Linked DNA regions of Homo sapiens: region 1 is linked to region 2. A link is a contact called in ENCODE Hi-C or POLR2A ChIA-PET data. All regions are on one chromosome and are shown on one strand. The core of a region is the stretch at or near the end of the contact, and the rest is flanking DNA. Distances in the headings are between cores, read along the strand shown.

Region 1 (6,196 bases), core at 2,113-4,612, 76 kb before region 2:
CTAAGGGATCATGCCATCAGCAAATTCAACTATCCTCCTGGACATCTAAAGGACCTCAAACCTAACAGGTTTTTTTTTGTTTGTTTTGTTTTGTCTAAAGGACCTCAAACCTAACAGGTTTTTTTTTGTTTGTTTTGTTTTGTTTTTGAGACAGGATCTTGCTTTGTCACCCAGGCTGGAGTGCAGTGGTGTGATCACAGCTCACTGCAGCCTCGACCTCCTGGGCTCAAGCGATCCTCCCACCTTAGCCTCCTGAGTAGCTGCAACTAAAGGCATATGGCACCATGCCTGGCTAATTTTTGTATTTTTAGTAGAGACAGAGTCTCACCATGTTGCCCAGGCTGGTCTCGAATGCCTGGCCTCAAGCAATCCACCCAGCTCAGCCTCCCAGAGTGCTGGGATTACAGCCATGAGCCACTGTTCCCAGCCTTAACTCTTAATATACCAAAATCTTTGCCTGCTCCCAGTCTTGCTCCTTACTAAACTCCTTACTAAATAATACCATCCTTATTTTAGTTGCTAATGCCAAAAACCTAGCAGTCACATGTATTTCCTTTCTTTCCTTCACATCCCCACATCTAATCCAACAACAAGTTCTGTCAACCCTATTTTCAAAATACTGTATATCCTAACTCAGACCATTTATCTCCAAATCCACTGCTGCTACTCTAGACAGAATCACCATTATCTCTGCCCAAACAATTCAAGGAGACTCTTAGCTGATGATACTCCTGCATCTCCTCATTTCTCATTTCTCCACATAGTAACCAGAATGATCTTTTAAAAATATAGCCAGGCATGGTAGCTCACACCTGTAATCACAATACTTTGGGAGGCCAAGACAGGAGGACTGTTTGAACCCAGGAGTTTGAGACCAGCCCAGGCAATATAGTAAGACCCCAACTCTACAAAAAAAAAAATAAATAAAATAATAATAATAATAATAATAATAATAACAAAAAAAATTAGGTGGGTGTGGTGGCACACACCTGTAATCCCAGCTACTTGGGAGGTTGAGACAGGAGGGCTGCTTGAGCCCAGGAGGTCCAGACGTTAGTAAGCCATGATCCTGCCACTGTAATCCAGCCTGGGAGACAGAGCAAGACCCCATCTCAAAAAATAAATTGAAATTAAAATTAAAATTTAAAAATAAATGGAATATAAATGTATTCACTCCACCAATACTCAAAGTCCTCCACTAGTTTTACATAAAAGACAGGGGAAAAAGTCCATGGCCAAACATCTCTGACTTTTCCTTTCCCCTATTCCAGCCACACTAGTTTTCCTGCTATCCCTCAAACTCAAGTCTATTTCCATGTTGGGCCTGTGTGCTTGCTAACCCCTCTGCCTGGAAAGCTTTTCCCCTGGGCATGGCTTGCTCCCTCCCTTTGTTCAGATCATTGCAAATACTACCCTCCAAAGAGGACTTCCCACATACCCTATCTAAAATAACGGACACCATCACTCTCTAAGCAAACTTAATTTCTCATCATAGAGTTTATCATCCAATATTTGTTTACTGTTTGTCTACCCGACTAAAAAGCAAGCTCCAGGAGTTGGGTGCGGGGGGGCTGTCTTGTGGATATTTACAATCCCCAACATCATCTCCTGGGTCACAGGAACTCAATAAACATTTGTTGATTAAACAAACGGTGCCCCTGATAATAAATGACAAGAATCAAAGAAAAACACCAATATGCATACTTTCAAACAGTTTATTCAATAAAATGCGTATTAACAACTTCATAAATTTCCATCGTGCTGCCTTTAGAGGACTTTAGAGTAGGGTAGAATAATAGAGAAAGGGAGGGAAACTTGTTGCCTTCAGCACATAAATCCAATATATTTGAATATCTTATTTTACATCCATGTTGAGATGGAACCTAATGTCTCCAAAAAATAACAAATTTGAAACTGTTTTTATTCCTGTTAAATACTGGAATCAAACTTTATCCAAACAAGCTTAAAAGGAGAAGCAATATTCAGATGATAACCTAAGAATACACATTTGACTTAGCTCCCTGTTCCATTATCCCTCAAGATGATTAAATCAATATAAAAGAGAAAATTCAAGCATCATCAGAAATTAGAAAGGGGTCTCACCCTTCATCTGAAACTTCTGAATTTTCACAAAGGTATTTTGACATGAGACAAAAGAGAATCAATCTGCCCTTACATCGGCCATATCTGCTGTGCTCCATCCACTCCAAGAGCCTGCCTGCCAGTCTACTCCACTAAGGTGAGGCCCAGAAGAAAATGGCCCACACTTAATTGCTCCCCTCCATCAAATTCTCTGCACTAAATACCAACTGCAATCTTCAACAGACTCTGTCTATCCTCTGAGAGAAAGAGAGAATACAATCTCGTGTCAAGCTCTGATACAGCCTGTGCTATTTATCAACACTAAATAAAGTGTACAACCGTATCCCCTTATCCAGGTTTCATTTTTCAAGGTTTCAGTTAACCTCAGTCGACAATATTAAATGGAAAATTTCAGAAATAAACAATTCATAAGTTTTAAATAGCACATCATTCTCAGTAGCGTGATGAAATGTCACGCTGTCCTGCTCCATCCTGCCCACCCGGGACATGAATTATCCCTTTGTCCAGTGTGTCCACATCCACACTGTCTATGCTACCCACCCGCTAGTCACTTAGGAGCAGTCTCAGTTATCAGATCCACTCTCGCAGTATCACAGTGCTTGTGTTCAAGTAATCTTTATTTTACTTAACAATGGTCCCAAAGCACAAGAGTAGTGATGCTGGCATATTGTTATAATTGTTCTATCTTATTAACTATTGTTGTTAATCTCTTACTGCGCCTTATTTAGGAATTAAACTTTATCAGAGGTATGTATGTATGGGAAAAAAACATAGTATACATAGGATTTGGCACTATCTGAGGTTTCAGGCTTCCACTGGGGTCTTGGAACACATCTACTGAGGATAAGGGGAAACTACTATATAGGAAAAAAAATCACCAATCTTATGACACGAATTGGCAAATACAGAGGACTGGTGAAATTCTCAGAATTTCAGAGATAATGACCTTGAAATTCTTAACAAAGATGTGAAAGGCAAAACTACTTGCTTTTCTAAGATATAAGTTCTTTTTGTGGGGGTAGGTGGTGAGGTGGTCAGGCTTACCAAACCAGCACCTGCAATCAGGGTTAGAGATGACAAGACACTTTCAAGAAAACACGAAGCAAGTAATCAGAAAAATAAAGATACAGAGGCCATTAACAACATTATCCATTTTCCCTTCTCCTTCTGGGCATAATGAAGAATTTTACTTTCCTTTTCCCTGTTGAAGTTAGACACAGTCATGTGACTTCTGTTGGTCAATGAAATGTGAGGAGAAGTGACCTATAAATTTCCACAGATGCGGGCGGGTGCAGTGGCTCATGCCTGTAATCCCAGCACTTTGGGAGGCCGAGGTGGGTGGATCACTTGAGATCAGGAATTTGAGACCAGCCTGGCCAACATGGTGAAACCCTGTCTCTACTAAAAATACAAAAATTAGCCAGGCATGGTGGCGTATGCCTGTAATCCCAGCTACTAGTGAGGCTGAGGCATGAGAATTGCTTGAACCCGGGAAGCAGAGGTTGCAGTGAGCCGAGATCATGCCACAGCACTCCAGTCTGGGCGACAGAGCGAGACTCCATCTCCAAAACAAACAAACAAACAAACAAAAAACTTCCACAGATGCATTTAATTGTTGGGCTCTGAACCTCTCTCTTCTGCTGTCTCAGTAATTGATGACTCATAGTGCCTTTACAGGAAAGACAACTTTCCCTGAAAGGTACAAACTTGATATGAGTGAGAAATAATAATCTTTGTGTTTTAAGCGACTGATAATTGGAGGATTCTTTTCTTATTGCAGCATAAGCTAACCTACCTTGACTAGTATATTAGTTATTTGAAAATTCCAATAAAATTATCAAAATTCAGCAAATCAAGAAAATCTGACAGGGGCAGGTAGTTTAAGAGATGGACAGAAAAACATACAACTATGACATCAATAGTGAGAAATGGATTATAACTACAGAAATAAAGGTTTTTTTAATGGAATGTGCCTTTGGAATCAGTAATCTCATCTCAATTTTTAAAGATTTTTAAATAGCAGGCTACCTCTGCAAGGATGCACTAAAACTTATAATACTGTTTGCCTCCAGAAAGGAATACTGTATAGCAACTTAAAAAAAAATGGGAAGAAGAGACGTCTGGTTTCTGATCTGACCTGAAAGAAGCTTGGAAGTCATCACTCCAAAATAAGTAAAAAGCGAACAAATTGAAAAAACAACAACAACAACTAATCTTAGCTCCTTAAAAGAAATGAGGTCATAAGGCAAACCACTGCCCCACTGCCCCCCAAATTGGAGGGACATACAGAAGGATACAGAGAATCACAACTTACCATAGTAGAAACCCATGAGCAGAAGGTTGAGGGAACCAGTGCAAGGGAAGAAAAACCTGACCTGTAATTGACAAATTGTTGGAGGATCAGTGTAAGAAAGTCTGAGAGTCAAAAACTCCAGGGAACCCAGTCAGAAGGGGCCTATCGCACTTTTTCTGACTTTTACCTCCAGGAGCTTGACCTAAGTTCTCACAGTGAATATCAGAAAAATCCCCCCTACTTCCAAAAGAGAGGAAAAACAACCATTTTGAAATGCACCACAACATTCTGTTTTTAACAAGGCTTGCCCTCAGGAGAAACTATTTAGCCAGAGACTAACTTGCTAACTACCCCTAACTAACTTGGGGGTAGGTTAATACCTAATCCCAGTCAGCCTTAGCCTTCCATGTGGAGGAAAAGAAATACCTAACTCTAGGCAGTTCTAGCCTTCCATGTGGCAGACAGGAAATACCCAACTCTAGCCTACTCTTAACTATACTGTCCCACCTAAGGGAGTACTGAGAAGCACTTGTGAAGCTGATAATCCAGAGGCACAGACTCACTAAAAGACTGAGATCTAATCAGAGGACTATAGAAGACCTCCCCTTCCTCCACACCTTGCCACCACATTATAAAACCCTATATTAAACAGCTCCTTTTACACAGTACATCATGTCCAGCTACAAAGAAAAGATCACAAGGCATACTAAAAGGCAAATAATGTAGTTTGAAAAGACAGAGCAAGCATCGGAACAAGACTTAGATATGGCAAGACATTGGAATTATCAGATCAGGAACTGAAAACAACTCTGATTAACATGCTAAGAGCTCTAATCAATAAAGCAGATGACATAGCAAAAAATATATATATCTGAGATTGAAGATATCTCAATAATAACCTCAAAAACTGGAAAGCAAAGAGTAAAAAGAGTGGGGGAAAAAAAAACAGAGGACGAAACACAAAACTCAAGAACTGTGGGACAATTACAAAGAGTGTAACATGTGTGAAATGGGAGTACCAGAAGGAAAGGAGAGGAACAGAAGAAATACTTAAAATAATAATGACTGAGAATTTCCCCCAAATTAATGTCAGATATCAAACCAGATACCCAGGAAGTTAAGAGAACACCAAGCAGGAGAGATGCTGAAAAAACAAAAAAAGCAAACAAAAAACCTACACTTAGACATGCCAAATCATACGCAACTACAGAAAATCTAAGATAAAGACAAAATCCTGAAAGAAGCCAGAAGATAAAAACACCATACCTATAGAAGAACAAAGATAAGATTTACATCCCCAGAATTTCTCCCCAGAAACCATGAAAGTAAGAAGAGAGGGTTGCTTCCAAGATGGACGAATAGTAACAGCTCTGGTCTGCAGCTCCCAGCAAGATCAACGCAGAAGATGGTGATTTCTGCATTTCCAACTGAGGTACCTGGTACATCTCACTGGGACTGGTTGGACAGTGGGTGCAGCCCACGGAGGGCAAGCCGAAGCAGGGCAGGTCGTCACCTCACCTGGGAAATGCAAGCGGTCAGGGGATTTCCCTTTCCTAGCCAAGGGAAGCCGTGAGTGACTGTACCTGGAGGCGCAGTACACTCTTGCCTAAATACTGTGCTTTTCCCACGGTCTTCGCAACTGGCAGACCAGGAGATCCCCTCCCGTGCCTGGCTCAGCAGGTCCCATGCCCACGGAGCCTTGCTCACTGCTAGCGCAGCAGTCTGAGATTGACCTGGGACGTGGGAGTTTGCTGAGGTGCATCTGCCACTGCTGACACTTGAGTAGGTGGTTCTATGCTC
Region 2 (5,750 bases), core at 1,247-3,746:
CACACAGTGGAAGAATTTGTTTGGTTGGGGAGGAGTGGGAAATTGGCTCAGATCCATGACAATACTAAACTGTCTGAATGATAATGAATGAAGCAGCTGGTTTGGACTTCTGTTTGCCCTGAAGTTTACGACATTTGGCATAATGGGATTAATTCTGGTGGTCACCTAAGGGAAGATGGGTATCAGTCTTCCTTTCTTAAAAAATTACAACATGTGGCCGGGTGCGGTGGCTCACGCCTGTAATCCCAGCAGTTTGGGAGGCCGAGGCGGGCGAATCATGAGGTCAAGAGAGCCAGACCTACCTGGTAAACATGGTAAACCCCGTCTCTACTAAAAATACAAAAATTAGCTGGGCATGGTGGTGCACACTTGTAGTCCCAGCTACTCAGGAGGCCGAGGCAGGAGAATCGCTTGAATCTGTGAGGCGGAGGTTGCAGTCAGCCGAGATCATGCCATTGCACTCCAGCCTGGTGACAGAGTGAGACTCTGTCTCAAAAAAAAAAAAAAAAAAAAAAAAAAACACACACACACACACACAAACAACAAAAACAACATGTTTCTTTCTTCTTTGATTCATATTACATGGGTTTACAGCTATAAAAGACAAATGCAAGCATGCTTTATTTTTATTTTTATATAGATTAAAGGGGTACAAGTGTAGTTTTGCTATATGTATATATTGCATAGTGAAGTCTGGGCTTTTAGTGCAACCATCACCCTAATAGTGTACACTGTACACATTACTTAATTTTCATTCCCCACTCCCTCCCACTCTTTCACCCTTCTGAGTCTCCATTGTCTATTATTTCACTCTCTATGTCCACGTGAACACATTATTTAGCTCTCACTTACAAGTGAGAACATGTGGTATTTGACTTTCTAAGTTATTTCACTTAAGATAATGGCCTCCAGTTCCACCTATGTTGCTGCAAAAGGTGTGAATTCAATCTTTTATCTGGCTGAGTAGTATTCCATGGTGTATATGTACCACGTTTTCTTTATCCAATCTTTTTTTTTTTTGTTTGTTTGTTTTTTGAGATGGAGTCTTGCTCAGTCACCCAGGCTGGAGTGCAGTGGCACAATCTCAGCTCACTGCAACCTCTGCCTCCCAGCTTCAAGTGATTCTCCTGCCTCAGCCTCCTGAGTAGCTGGGATTACAGGTGCTCACCACCAAGCCAGGCTAATTTTTTGTACTTTTAGTAGAGACGGGGTTTCACCATATTGGGAAGGCCAAACTCCTGACCTCAGGTGATCCACCCACCTTGGCCTCCCAAAGTGCTAGGATTACAGGTGTGAGCCACTGCGCCTGGCCTAATTCTAGCATTTTGGGAGGCTGAAGCGAGGGGATCACTTGAGGCCAGGAGTTTGAGATCAGCATAGGCAACATAGGGAGAGACCCCATCTCTACAAAAACATTAAAAAATTAGCCAGATATGGTTGCACACGCTTGCAGTCCCACCTACACCAGAGGCTGAGGTGGGAGGATTGCTTGAGTCGAGGATTTTGAGGCTGCAGTGTGCCATGATCACGCCACTGTACTCTAGCCTGGGTGACAAAGCAAGACCCCGCCTCTAAAAAAAGAAAAAAATAGAAAAAAATAATTGTTATTATATTATTTTCTTTTTGGCAGTTGCAATATTAATTCCTAATGTAACTGTTAAAACACTTATTAACATTCACCTTTTATCTGGACATAGTTTAAAAATTCAAAGCAGCTCAAAGCAAATGAAATTAGCAACAGTTTAAAACAAAACCAAACCGAGTGAAAACTTACAGGCTGCTAAGTGTTTACCCAACAATGAACTGTGCTGGACTACAGTTCAAAGAATTGAAACTCATGTCCCAACAAGCTAAAAGCTATTAAAAGTATAACAGCCTTTTACCCACCCTCCAATACTCTTAACATAAATTAATGACACAGAATGATGTTTGAAACAATGGGAGTTTTATTTTAACATTTCAAGTCCAAGGTGTTAATGTTTATTACTGGAGTTTGGAATGCCCAGATGGCTGCACTAGGAAACTGATCAAACATCCGAGTCTTGTTAGAATGCTACATGCGGTTAATACATAGCCCCAGCTTTGTACCTGGTTTCTTAGCACTTAGTAGGAGAGAGAGGCAGGTGGCAGCCTTGCTAGCTGTGTGGCCTTCCCTTCTATCCTGCTGAAAGTGGTATGATAGTAGGGAGATGGCTGATTTTACCAGTGCAGGTGGTCCAAACAATTTTAAAATACACTATTATTATAATGATTTTGAGTAAGTCTTAATGAAAGCTAAATTCAAAGTATAGTGGAAAGATAGATGACAAGATTTGATTAAAAGGATTTAAAAACCAGAACAGTTCCATAAAAGTTTGAAATAGATGGCTCTTTGTGCTCAATCTTTTCCATCTTTATAACTTCACCTATGTGCATTGTATAGTCATTACTCCCCTTGAGAAAAGCCTCCTTTCCAGATTTTTTTCCTCCTCTAGTCCTTTTCCAAAGCGGCTGCCAAAATCAACTTCCTCTGTTGCCATTCTGACAATGTCACTCCCTTCCTAAAATTCCCTTTAATGGCCTCTGTTGGTCTTTGTGTGAGAGGCAGACTTCTTGCACTGCCTTTAGGACAAACACACTATTTATTTATTTAAGGCTCAGATTTATTTAAGGCTCCTGCCTATTTTTACAAATCCACATGTCATTTCCCTCTGTATGTAGACTGATTACCTTTCAATGCCTTGACTTCTTTATGGTCATTAATGTTTAGATTGTAAATATTTTCTCCAGTTTTGGCGAATAAGAGGAGTTCCTTATTCTACTGCTATCTTCCTTGCTCATCTCTATCCCGGTGCAAATCTACACACACTAAAAACCTCTGGAGCTATTCTCCCGAAATTTGATTATTTTTGAAGAACTACACAAGAAATCATGCACTAAAAATTTTTGCCTGATTAAAAACTAAACAACACCAAAAACAAAGTACTTTTAAAGGATAAAAATAATATTGTGGAATTTCCCTAAGGCATGAAAAGACCTTTCAAAATGAGTCACACGGCTGGGTGTGGTGGCTCATGCCTGTAATCCCAGCACTTTGGGAGGCCGAGGCAGGCGGATCACCTGAGGTCAGGAGTTCAACACCAGACTGGCCAACATGGTGGGACCCCATCTCTACTAAAAAAAAATGCAAAAATTAGCCAGGCGTGGTGGCAGATGCCTGTAATCCCAGCTACTTGGGAGGCTGAGCCAGGAGAATTGCTTGAACCTGGGAGGCAGAGGTTGCAGGGAGCCAAGATTGTGCCATTGCACTCCAGCCTGGGTGACAAGAGTGAAACTTTGTATCAAATAAATAAATAAATAAATAAGTCAGTCACAGGAAAAAATATCTAATGTTATGATCATGGGCAACTCCTAGGAAAAGGTTCTCCGGATTCCAAAACACACTAATGCTGTGTTCGTTTTTTCATCTTTTTTTTTTTTCTTTTTAACCTAGAAAACCTGAATTCAAGACCCACCCTGGTTATTTGCAAATTGTGTGATTTTTGTCATTTAATCTCTTTGAGCATCAGCTTCTTGTTGGTAAAGAGGAAATAACAATATCTGTATGGGCTTTTTGGACAATTCAATGGCATTTGTAAAGTAAAAAGCACTGTACGAATACAAGAGATTATTATTACTTCCTTCAAGTGTTTTCTTTTGATTGTGAACTTTCCCAGGATTTCCCTTCTCATACATTTTTATTTTTTAGAGACAAAGTCTCACTCAAAGGCTGGAGTGCAGTAATGCTGTAATAGCTCCCTGCAGCCTCAAATCCATGGGCTCAAGCGATCCTCCTGCCTCAGCCCCTAGAGGAGCTAGGACTGCAGGTGTGCACCACCATGCCTGGCTAATTTTTTATTTTTTATTTTATACAGGTGGGAGTCTCACTATGTTGTCCAGGCTGGTCTCCCACTCCTGGCTTCAAGTAGTCCTCTTGCCTCGGCCTCCCAAAGTCCTGGAATTAGAGGCAGGAGCCACCCCACCTGCCCCCACACATTTTTATCTGGGTGTAAATCTAGTAGTGCTGTTACAGACCTACCATCTAAATGGGAAGTTGTGCTAAAGCTGTCTGAGATACTGATATTATTGCTAACATTTTTTTCTCTCAATCGTTATTGTATTTTACAGGAAACCAGACATACTAATTTCATTTTTTCATTATCATTTAAAAAATATAGAAAGCTTATAGGAGAAAATAAAATATATTCGTAACTTCACCATCTGCCACCCCACCACTCCCCAAAAAAACCCAACTATTAAAATTTTGGTGTATTTTTTTTCATATTTTTTCCAGGCACCTTAAATGAATTATCTAACTTATTCTTCAAAACAACCTTGTGACCTAGGTGCTATTACCATGTTCTACTTTTCACAGAAGAAAAAAAATCAGTTCAGAGACATGAACTTTCTGAAAGTCATATAGGTCAGGTGATCAGGTTAGGAATTGAGTCCTGGCCACCTGATGCTAGAGTCCTTACTGTTAAGCACTTGGTTCTTTTACCTTTATTCTATCTACAATGCTGTAATTCCATTGTGCCACTTGTGCACCACTTTTTCATTTACCATAAATAGTGATCATTTTACTATGCTATTACATACTCATTTAAAACATGAATTTTAATAGTCTTCGTTGCATGGATGTCATTATTTATTTAATTACTCCCCTGTTATGAGATACTTATTTCCATTTTTTCACTGTCATATTCACTTTTAAAGTGATAATCATATATATATGTTCAATATAAAAAAAGTTTAAATAAGAAAATATATAGAAAGCAAAAATCCCCTGTATGCCATTCTCCAAAGAGAAACTCCATCCTCTTTCTCTCTCTCTCTATTTTTGAGTTGAACACGCATAACAGTTTAGTATATATTCTTCCAGGATTATTATTTTTATTTTATTTAATTAAAAAATGTTTTTACCTTAATTTTTTTGGGTGCATACTAGGTACAATTTTTATTTTCTTTTTTGACAAAAAAAATGAATTCATCTGTATGTGTCTTGCATCTTGCCTTTTTGGCTTTGCTGTATTTCATAGACACCTTTTCATGTTGGTCCATGTATTAATCAGGACTCTTTATAGCAAAAATTAGATGTCAGTTCAAACTACACTAGATTAAAAAAGGATTCCTTTTCTGCAAAGTCCAGAGGTATATCTGTACCCCATGTGCAGCGGGATCCAACTATTCTAAAGATAGCGTCAAGAAACCTCTCTCTTCCATTCTGGTCTCTGCTTTCCTCTGTAGTGACTTCCTTCCCAGGCAGGCACCAACAGTTGAGCAATCCCAGTGGAAGCAGTACGCCTTTTGCCAATACTTTCAGCTCAAATCTCAGCGTGGACGAGAGCCTAGCTTGAGTCGTGAGCCCATAGCTAGAACTAAGTGGTGGAATCAGCCTCAACATCACCACACTAACTGAAAGTGAGGAATGCTTTGTTATCTAAAAGAAAATCAAGGCATTGCTACCAAAAGAAGGAAGAGAGCTGTCTGGGAAGCTGCAACAACAAGCATTTGCTATGGTACATAACGATCTGCTTATGATGTGAGCTAGTTGTTTTTGGCAATTGGATTATAGTTTAGTTCAACTATTCTTTTTAGAATAGTTGCCCTATTGCCCAAGCTGGAGTACAGTGGTGTGATTGCAGCCCACTGCAAATAAATATGGAGGAAGTGACAGCGTGTGACCTCTGACACTAGGTCATAAGGGCATTGCAGCTTCCTCCTCTCTTTCT

What was found. Hi-C counts contacts between places; a loop is a spot of excess contacts on that map. ChIA-PET counts read pairs that join two places held with the same protein, here RNA polymerase II (POLR2A). Pooled maps may share reads with other maps.
Region 1: a loop to region 2 is called in a map of ovary, with 17 times the contacts of the local background. The contact joins two enhancer-like sites. A Hi-C loop is called at or near these places in 2 of 168 maps with a recorded cell type or tissue (astrocyte of the cerebellum and ovary) and 4 of 50 pooled maps. POLR2A ChIA-PET finds 5 or more read pairs at or near these places in 2 of 52 experiments (GM10248 and activated T-cell).

What each region holds. Positions count from the first base shown.
Region 1 is chr4:48,723,014-48,729,209 of GRCh38, forward strand. The region is part of intron 1 of FRYL (FRY like transcription coactivator); the gene reads right to left. Among named protein-coding and RNA genes, the nearest start is that of FRYL, 54 kb to the right of the region's middle. Within about 2 kb of position 3,363, at least 4 of the 41 ENCODE cell types and tissues checked have a DNase peak (open chromatin) inside an H3K27ac peak, as active enhancers do.
Region 2 is chr4:48,799,400-48,805,149 of GRCh38, forward strand. No RefSeq gene overlaps it. Among named protein-coding and RNA genes, the nearest start is that of FRYL, 22 kb to the left of the region's middle. Within about 2 kb of position 2,497, at least 2 of the 41 ENCODE cell types and tissues checked have a DNase peak (open chromatin) inside an H3K27ac peak, as active enhancers do.